Regions from separate parts of the Homo sapiens genome. Here region 1 is linked to region 2. A link is an interaction called in ENCODE POLR2A ChIA-PET data of the cell type or tissue named here. Cell type or tissue: endothelial cell of umbilical vein. All regions are shown on one strand.

Region 1 (5,000 bases), 150 kb after region 2:
TTTATCACAAAGGGATGTTGAATTTTATCAAATGCTTTGTTAGCATCAATTGAAATGATCATATGGTTTTCCCCATCATTCTGTTGATATGATGTATTACATTGACTGATTTGCATATGTTGAACAATCCTTGAATCCCAGGAATAAATCCCACTTGGTCATGGTGAATGATCTTTCTGATGTATTGCTGAATTCATTTTACTAATATTTCATTGAGGAGTTTTGCATCAATATTCATGAGAGATATTGGCCTATAGTTTTCTTTTTTATGTGTGTTTGGTCTTAGTATCAGGGTAATATTAGCCTCACACAATGAATTTAGAAGTATTCCCTCGTCTATTTTTCAGAATAGTGTGAATAGAATTGGTATTAATTCTTCTTAAAATGTTTGGTAGAAAGCAGGGAAGCCATCGGGTCTTGGACTTCTTTACTGGGAGATATTTTATTACAGCTTTGATCTCATTACTTGTTATTGCTCTATTCAGGTTTTAGATTTCTTCATGTTTCAACCATGTTAGGTTATACATATCTAGGAATTTGTCCATTTCTACTAGATTTTGCAATTTATTGGGATACAGTTGCTAATAGTAGCCACTAATGATCCTTTGAATTTCTGCAGTATCAATTGTAATGTCACCTTTTTTATTTTTGATTGTATTTATTTGGATCTTCCCTCTCTCTTTTTTTCTAGTTAATGTGGCTAATGGTTTGTCAATATTGTTTAATTTTTCAAAAAAAACTTAAATGTTTGTTTCATTGATCTTTGATTTTTTTTTCTTCATTCCAATTTGATTTCTTTCTCCTCTGATCTTTATTTCTTTTCTGCTACTACTCTTGGGTTTGGTTTGCCCTTGCTTGTCTAGTTCTTTAAGATGCATTATTAGATTGCTTATTTGAAGTTTCCTCCTTTTTTAATGTAGGCCCTTACAGCTATAAACTTCCCTCTTAGTACTGCTTTTGCTGTATCCCATAGGTTTTGATATGTATTGTTTCTGTTATCATTTGTTTCAATAAATTTTTCAGTTTTCTTCTTAATTTCTTAATTGACCCAGTGGTCATTCAGGAGCATATTGTTTAATTTCTATATATTTGTATAGTTTCCAAAATTCCTCTTGTTATTGATTTCTAGTTTTATTTCATTGTGGTCAGAGAAGATGCTTGATATTATTTTAGTTTTTAAAAAATGTTTTAAGACATATTTTGTGACCTAACATATGGTCTATTCTAGAGAATGTTCCATGTGCTAAGGAGAGGAATGTGTACTCTGCAGCCATTGTGTGAAATGATGTGTAAATATCTATTAGATCTATTTGGTCTATACTGCAGACCAAATCTGATGTTTCTTTGATTTTCTTCCTGGAAGATCTTTCCAATGCTTAAAGTAGGTGTTGAAGTCTCCAGCTACTATTGTGTTGGGGCCTCTCTCTCTTTAGCTGTAGTAATATTTGCATTATTTATCTGAGTGCTCAAGTACTGGGGGCATACATATTTAAAATTTTTATATCCTCTTCCTGAATTGACTTGTTTATCATTATATAGTGACCTTCTTTGTCTCTTCTAATAGTTTGGCCTTGAAATCTATTTTGTCTGATATAAGTGTATCAATTCCTGCTCTTTTTATGTTTTTATTGGCATGGAATATCTTTTTCCATTCCTTTATTTTCAGTCTATGGTGTCTTTGTAGGTGAAGTGTTCTTCTCGTAGGCAACAGATCAATAGGTCTTGTTTTTCCATCCATTCTGCCAGTCTTTGTTTTTTAATGGAAGCATTTAGTGTAATTACATTCAGTGTTATTATTGATAAGTAAGGATTTTCTCCTGCCATTTTATTATTTGTTCTCTGGTTGTTTTGTGGTCTTTTCATCCTGTCTTTCTTTAGTGAAGATGATTTTCTCTGGTGATATGACTTAGTTTCTTGCTTTTTATTTTTTTCTCTCCATTGTATGTTTTTTGGTTTGATATTACCATGAAGCTTGCAAATACTATCTTATAACATATTATTTTAACCTGATAACAACTTAACACTTTTTGCATAAACAAACAAGCAAGCAAGCCACAAACTAATAAAAGTCTACACTTTAACGTTATCCCTCCACTGTTTAACTTTTTGTTTTTTCTATTTATATCTTAATGTACGGACTATGTCTTCAAAAGTTTTTATAATTATTATTTTTAATTGGTTTATTAGTCTTTCTACTTAAGATAAGAATAGTCTGCAAACCCCAGTTACAGTGTTGTAATATTCTGTATTTTTCTGTGTACTTACTATTACCAGTGAGTTTTGTACCTTCAGGTGATTACTTACTGCTTTTTTTCTGATCGAAGTACTTCGTTTAGCGTGTCTTGTAAGACAGATCTGGTGTTGATAAAAATCCCTCAGCTTTTGTTGGGAAAGTCTTTATTTCTTGTTCATGTTTGAAAAATATTCTATTCTAGGGTAAAAGATTTCTTCTTTCAGCACTATAAATATGTCATGCCCCTCTTTCTTGGTCTATAAGGTTTCCACTGAAAAATCTGCTGCCAAAAGTATTGGAGCTATATTGTATGTTATTTGTAGTTTTTTTTTTATTTTTCTCATGCTGCTTTTAAGATCCTTTCTTTATCCTTGACCATTGGGAGTTTGAATACTAAATACCATGAGGTATTAAATAATCTTAGGGTTCAATCTGCTTGATGTTCTATACCACTCTTCTACAATGGCTATTGATATCTTTCTCTAGGTTTGGGAAGTTCTCTGTTATTATCCTTTTGAATAATCTTTCTACCCCTATTTCTTTCTGTATCTCCTCTTTTTAGGCCTGTAACTCTTGGATTTGCCCTTTTGAGACTATTCTCTTGATCGTGTAGGCATGTTTCTTATTCTTTTTTCTTTTGTCTCCTCTGTGTAGTTTCAAATGGCCTGTATTCAAGCTCACTAATTCTTTCTTCTGCTTAATCAGTTCTGCTGTTAAAGGACTTTGATGCACTCTTTAGTATGCCAATTATATTTTTAAGCTTTAGAATTTCTTGTTGCTTCTTTTTTAGTTACTTAATTCTCTTTGTTAAATTTATCTGATAGAAGTCTGAATTTCTTCTCTGTCTTGTCTTGAATTTATTCTTGAGTTTATTCAACACAGCTATTTTGTATTCTTTGTCTCAGTGGCCACATATCTCTGTTTTTCCAGGTTTGGACCCTGGTGCCTTATTTAGTTCATGTGGTGAGGTCATGTTTTCCTGGGTTGTCTTGATACTTGCAGATGTTCATCTGTGTCTGGGCATTAAAGTGTTATGTATTTCCTGTAGTCTTTGCAGTCTGTGCTCATTTGTACTCATCCTTCTTGGGAAGGCTTTCCAAATATTATGAAAGGACCTGAGTGTTATAAGCTTTAGCGGGCATCCCAAGCCCAGTAACGCTGAGATTCTTGCAGACTTGTAAAGGTACCACCTTGATAATCTTATACAAGATCCTAAAGAATTCTCTGGATTATCAAGCAGGCTATTGTTGTCCTCCCTTCCTTTCTCCCAAAAAAAATGAGTCTTCTCTCATTCTCTCTCTCTCTCCCCGCTGCCCCTCTCCCCACTCTCTCTCTCTCTCCCTCTCTCTCTCTCTCCTCCCCTCCCCCCGCTCTCTCCCCCCTCTCTCTCCTTGAGCTACCTGGAGCTGATGGTGGTGTAGCACAAGCACCCTTGTGGCCACCATCTCTAGGACTGCACTGGATCAGGCCTGAAGCCAGCACAATATTGGGTCTTGCTCAAGTCCTGCTGTAACCACTTTCTGGCTACCATCTATGCCCGCTCCCGCTCCCGCTCCCTCTCCCTCTCCCTCTCCCTCCTTGAGCTACCTGGAGCTGGTGGTGGTGTAGCACAAGCACCCTTGTGGCCACCATCTCTAGGACTGCACTGGATCAGGCCTGAAACCAGCACAACACTGGGTCTTGCTCAAGTCCTGCTAGAACCACTTTCTGGCTACCATCTGTGTTCACTCAAAGTCCTGCAGCTCTACAATCAGCAGGTTACAAAGCCAACAGGGCCTATTTTCTTCCCGTCAGGGCAGCAAGTTCCCCCAGGCCCTAGGTGAGTCCATAGGTGCCATCCAGGAGCCAGGGACTGAAGTAAAGTCCTTAGATGTCCACCTAGTGTTCTCTTGTAGTATGGCTGAGCTTGCCCTCAAACCGCATGACATAGTCCTTTGCACTTTTCCCTTCACATTCCAAAAGCAGAGGAGCCTAACCCCATGGCAACCACCATCTCAGGCTTATGGCGAGTACTGCCATTCTACCTCAGATATTTCCTTAAGGCCCAAAGGCTCTTCTATCAGTCTGTGGTGAATGCTGCCTGGTCTTGAACTCACCCTTCAGGGGAGTGGTATACCCTCTGGCCCAGGGCATGTCCCAGAATGTCATCCAAGAGGCAGTTCCTGGAAATCCCAAGAGCCTACTTGATGCTCAACCCCCTGTGGCCAAGTTGGTACCCGAGTTGCAAGACAAAGTCCCTTTCACTTTTCCTTCTGCTTTTCTCAAGCAGAAGGAGTTTTGCCCCATAGCCACCACAGGTGGGAATGTGCAGAATCTCACCTGATGCCAGCAAGTCTCACCATCTCACCCAAGCCCTTGATACCTGGGTATCACTGCTCATTATTCAGTGCCCAAGGGCTCTTTAGTTTGCAGTTGATGAATCCTGCCAGGACTGGATCCTTCCCTACAAGGCTGTGGGTTCCCTTCTGGTCCAGGGTGTATCTAGAAGTGTCCAGGAGCTAGGGCCTAGAACGAGGACCTCATGACTCTGACCAGTGCCCTATCCTGCTCTGGCTGAGCTGGTATCCCAGCTCCAAGACAAAGTCGTCCTCACACTTTGTCTCCTCTCCTCAAGTGGATGGAAGTGTCTCTTTTGGAGCCACAAGCTGTGCATCCTGGGGTTAGGGGAGGGGTGATGTCAGTACTCCCTTAGATGGTGTCTCAGTAGGTCGCTTCCCTCTCCACCCCCAGTCCACTGTCAGTGGACCCTGTTCAGCCCTAGGACTCA
Region 2 (5,000 bases):
CATATTTCTGAGAACATATCCCTGTTGTTAAGCAATGCATGACTGTATAAGAAACACTCAATAAATAATGTATGGTAGAAGGTGATTAAATACCAAAATAAATGAAAACCATTAAAGTGGGCTTAAAAACAAAGTCTCATAATTTTAGTTACTCATCACATAAAAATGCTTTAGTTGTTGCCTGTTCCCTAACAGATAAGTGAATGTTCACCTAAGGAGACTCAGGAGAAATCCCCAATACTGAGACAAACCCAGAGATTGAGGGATAACTGTTCTGATTCAGAGGGTTTTGTTTGATCTTACCCCTAAACTTTACAATGAAAGTATGTTTGGTAATACAGTTAATATAAAAATCAGGGTTGGCTGGGTGTGGTGGCTCACGCCTGTAATCCTAGCACTTTGGGAGGCCGAGGCCGGTGGATTGCCTGAGCTCAGGAGTTCGAGACCAGCCTAGGCAACATGGTGAAACCCTGTGTCTACTAAAATACAATCGAAATTAGCAGGGCGTGGTGGCGTGCGCCTGTAGTCCCAGCTACTCGGGAGGATGAGGCAGGAGAATCGCTTGAACCTGGGAGGTGGAGGTTGCAGTGAGCCAAGATCACGCCACTGCACTCCAACCTGAGCAACAGAGTGAGACTCCATCTCTTAAAAAAAAAAACAAAAACAAGCAGGGGTCCCCGACCCCCGGACCATGGACCAGTAGCAGTCCGTGACCTGTTGAGAACTGGGCTGCACAGCAAGAGGTGAGCAGCAGATGAGCAAGTGAAGCTTCATCTGTATTTACAGCCACTCCCCACTGCTCACATTAGCACCTGAGCCCTGCCTTCTGTTAGATCAGAGGCAGCATTAGATTCTTATTGGAGTGTGAACCCTATTGTGAACTACACATGTGAGAGATCTAGGTTGTGCACTCCTTATGAGAATGTAATGCCTGATGATCTGAAGTGGAGCTGAGGCAATGATGCTAGCGCTGGGGAACAGCTGCAAATACAGATTAACATTAGCAGAGAGGTTTGACTGCACAGAGACCATAGTAAATCAATTACTTGCAGACTCATTTCAAAACCCAATCAGTGAGTGGCAGGTGGCAAGCTGCATCTGACGTCAAGCTTTATAGTGGCAAGTGAGGTGATGTACTTCAATTGTACAGCTGCATCTGGTGGTAACGCTTTAAGTCAGAATCCAGCACTTCTTTTAATTCATGAGTGGCCTGCTTATTATTTTATTTACCACTTTCATCTGCTTCTCTTTCCTGCATTACACACTTTTCTTAGTCAGAGTTTTGGTAAACCCACCAGCTAACCCTACCCAAAATAAGTAAAAGCCAAACATCACTGGAGAGCTTCTTTGAAAAGGGAGACAGACCCAATGATGAGATAGCAGAAGACTCTAAGACTGCCAACCAAAAAAAAAAAAAAGCTGCATTTAAAAGAAAATACCGAGAGTCTTACATAAGTTATGGGTTCATTGCAGTAGGTGATTTCACATTCTCAGAGCCTGCTTTGTGTAATATGTGGTGACTGGCTGTCCAAAGCCATGAAACCTTCAAAACTGCTTCACCACATGGAGACTACACGCCCTGCATTAGAAGACAAGCCTTTGGAGTTTTTCAAAAGAAAAGAACATGAACATAAAGAACAGAAGCAATTACTAAAGGCCACTATTTCATCAAATGTGTCTCCACTGAGACCATCATTCTTAGTGGCTAACCACATTGCTAAAGCTAAGGAGCCCTTTACATGAAGAGTTGATCCTGCCTGCTGCTAAGGACATATTTCATGAACTTTTAGGAGAGGCTGCAATTCAAAAGGTGGCATATCTTCCCCTTTGAGCTAGCACCCTAACTAGACGAATCAATGAAATAGCAGAGTACATGGAGGCACAACTGTTAGAGAGGATTAATGAATCACTGTGGTATGCAATCCAGGTTGATGGGTCTACCAGTGTTGACAACAAGGGAACAATGCTTGTTTTTGTATGATGTATTTTTCAGGAGGATATACATGAGGAAATGTTTTGTGTGCTTTTGTTGCCAACCAGCACCACAGCTGCAGAACTATTCAAGTCTTTGAATGATTACATATCAGGAAAACGAAACTGGTCATTTTCTGTCAGCATATGCACAGATGGAGCAGCTACCATTACTTGACAGCTTTTTGGTTTCACTACTTGGGTCAAAGAGGTCGCTTCTGAATGTGAGCCTACACACCCTGTTATCCTTAGAGAAATGCTGGCTAGCCAAAAAATGTCACCTGAACTTAACAGCATTTTACAGGATGTGATTAAAATTATCAACCACATTAAAATACATGCCCTTAACTCACATCTGTTTGCGCAGCTCTGTGAGGAGATGGACACAGAGCACACACATCTTCTCTAATACACAGGAGTGAGATGGTTTTCTAAAGGTAGATCACTGGCCAGAGTTTGAGTTACAAGAGCCGCTTCAGAGATTTCTTTTAGGAGAATAGTTCTTTTCTTTTAGAAAAACAATCACCACTGGCAGCACATTTCAGTGACACAGAAAGGGTCCCAAAACTTGCTTACTTGTGTGACCTATTCAACCTGCACAGAGAACTCGATCTGTCGCTTCAGGGGAGAACAACAAGTGTGTTCAAGTCGGCAGATAAAATGGCTCCATTCAAAACCAAACTGGAATTATGGGGGTGATGAAGGAACATTGGGATTTCTGACATGTTTCAAGCATTAGCAGAGATTTTGAGAGACTGAGCCAGGGCTGCCTTTCTCTCAGCTAGTGTATGATCACCTATCTCGGCTTTCAAAAGAGTTGAGTATTACCTCCCAACCACAAAAGACCCCCGAACTGGAAGGAATGGATTTGTGACCCATTCCTGAATAAGTCAGGTGAATTGCCTTTGTCCTTGCTAGAAGAGGATCCACTGCTTGACTTCAAATTATGGTGGCCTTAAAAGTATGTTTGAGACAACTTCAAATCTCCATATGTTCTAGACTAAAGTCAAGGCGGAATATCCTGAGATTGCCACAAAAGCACTAAAAAGCCTGCTTCCATTGCCAACATCCTGTCTTTGTGAAGCAGGGTTTCCTGCAGTGACAGCAACCAAAATGAGATTATGGAGCAGACTGAATATAAGCAACACATTTTGGGCGTCACTATCTCCCATCACCCCGAGATGGGACCATCTAGTTGCAGGAAAACAAGCTCAGGGCTCTCACTGATTCAACATTATGGTGAGTTGTATAATTATTTCATAATATATTACAATGTAATAATAGAAATAAAGTACACAATAAATATAATGTGCTTGAATCATCCTGAAACCACTTCCCCACCCCCAGTTCACGGAAACATTGTCTTCCATGAAACTAGTCCCTGGCGCCAAAAAGGTTGGGGAATGCTGAAAAATGAAATCCATCTTTCTTTGCATTCTTTCAAAAGATTGAGTCTTTCAGAATATAGAGGGGGGCCTATAATGGGATATATTCATTAACTCATGCAACAAATATTTATTAAACACCTATCATATGCCAAACATTGTGGTTACCAGGGAGATAGAGTGATAAACAATATAGACATTTGCAAAATATTCACTTCATTCCCCTATTGATAAGCATTGATGCATCCTGTGTCATATAGAAAAGGAGGAAAATTATTATTCGGTAATATTATAGAACTTAATGCAATTTAAGCAAATGCGTGTATACAAATGTGTATATTTTGTATATATTTGATATAATATACCATATATATATAATATCATTCTATGTAACCTACCACATGTTCAGAATCTGCTGCAGAGATTTTTTCTGTGACACAAAGAAACATTAAATGCTTATGCTTCTTTTGTTTTTTGTGGGTTTTTTTTTCTGTTTTTAAACTAGGGATTTGGTTATCCTGCAAATTATGAATTTACTTTTGTTTTAATATTCTAAAGCTATACATTAATATTATTTGCCACATATTGGCTGAGAGCTATTGAATCCTTTATAGTGTAACATTCTTGGCCTAACAGTCTGCATTTCCCAGGCTGCCAGCAAAGCAATTCGGTGGGGCAATTGTGGTCATGCAGGGGCCTTGTGAGCGGTTGGCAGAGAGAGAAGCATACAGATCAGACAGACTCCTATCCTGCAGGAAAGGTAGCCCTCCTTTCTCCCATCCCAGCAGTCAGCAGGAGGTAGAGCCGCTCAGAGCTATATGAAGAGCCTTTGGGAATAGGTGCCTATGGTTATGTTTTGCTGCAGCTGCCCTATATTCACAACCTCCTGCATTCCATGCAGGCTTGACCTCTGCCTCTGCCTATTCTCTGGGCAGTTCTCCCTGTCAATTCAGCTGTCTGGGGGTCATGGGATCCCAGAGGTAGCTAGGATGCCAGTGTGTTTCTCTGCAGTTCCTTCACTTACACCTTTCTTAGGAACTGTTGAGGGCTGGGAGCTGGTCCTGGTACTCGGCAATGTTTTGCAGTGTTCCCAGCATCCTCCCTCTTCTACCTCAGTGTCAGTAGTACCTTTCTATCAACTTTCAGTGTTTTCTTTAAAAAGAAAGTGTGATGGTTTACTGGATATTTTGGGTTCAGTGAAGTGGGAGAGGCACTTTCTGGCTGCATTTAGTCAGCCATCCTGCTCCATAGTCATTGGAATTATCTTTCTAAATTTTATTTTCTGATTGTTGTTCCTGGTATATAAAATTATAATTGATTTTTTAATTAAACTTTTTAGATAGTTGTAGAATTACATGTGGTTAAAATATTTTCTAAAGAGAGATCCTCTGTACCCTCTATCCAGTTTCCTCAAATGGTAATATTTAGCAAAACAGTACAGTGTCACAATCAGGAGTTTGACACTGACCCAGTGAAGATAAAGGACATTTTCATCAACACAAGGATCCCTCAATTTGCCTATTTGTAAAATACCCACTTCCCTTTCCCCATCTCCCACCTGAACTCCTTGTAAACACTAATTTGTTCTCCATTTCTATAATATTGTTAAATCAAGAAACTTATATAAGTGGAATCACACCACAT

The links. Peaks named below come from ENCODE experiments on the same cell type or tissue, not always from the same donor. Only the 100,000 strongest peaks of a DNase experiment are listed, where the experiment ranks them.
Region 1: POLR2A ChIA-PET joins it to region 2 with 5 read pairs; 2 of 35 experiments call an interaction of 5 or more read pairs at or near these places.

The regions. Positions count from the first base shown.
Region 1 is chr14:66,798,023-66,803,022 of GRCh38, forward strand. All of the region lies in intron 3 of GPHN (gephyrin), which reads left to right. Among named protein-coding and RNA genes, the nearest start is that of GPHN, 290 kb to the left of the region's middle. In endothelial cell of umbilical vein, no CTCF peak of the experiment used is centred here; no DNase peak of the experiment used is centred here.
Region 2 is chr14:66,648,689-66,653,688 of GRCh38, forward strand. The region is part of intron 1 of GPHN (gephyrin); the gene reads left to right. Among named protein-coding and RNA genes, the nearest start is that of GPHN, 140 kb to the left of the region's middle. RefSeq lists enhancers at 1,863-2,062, 2,073-2,132, 2,183-2,242, 2,323-2,412. In endothelial cell of umbilical vein, no CTCF peak of the experiment used is centred here; a DNase peak (open chromatin) is centred at 1,993; H3K27ac peaks cover 1,569 bases.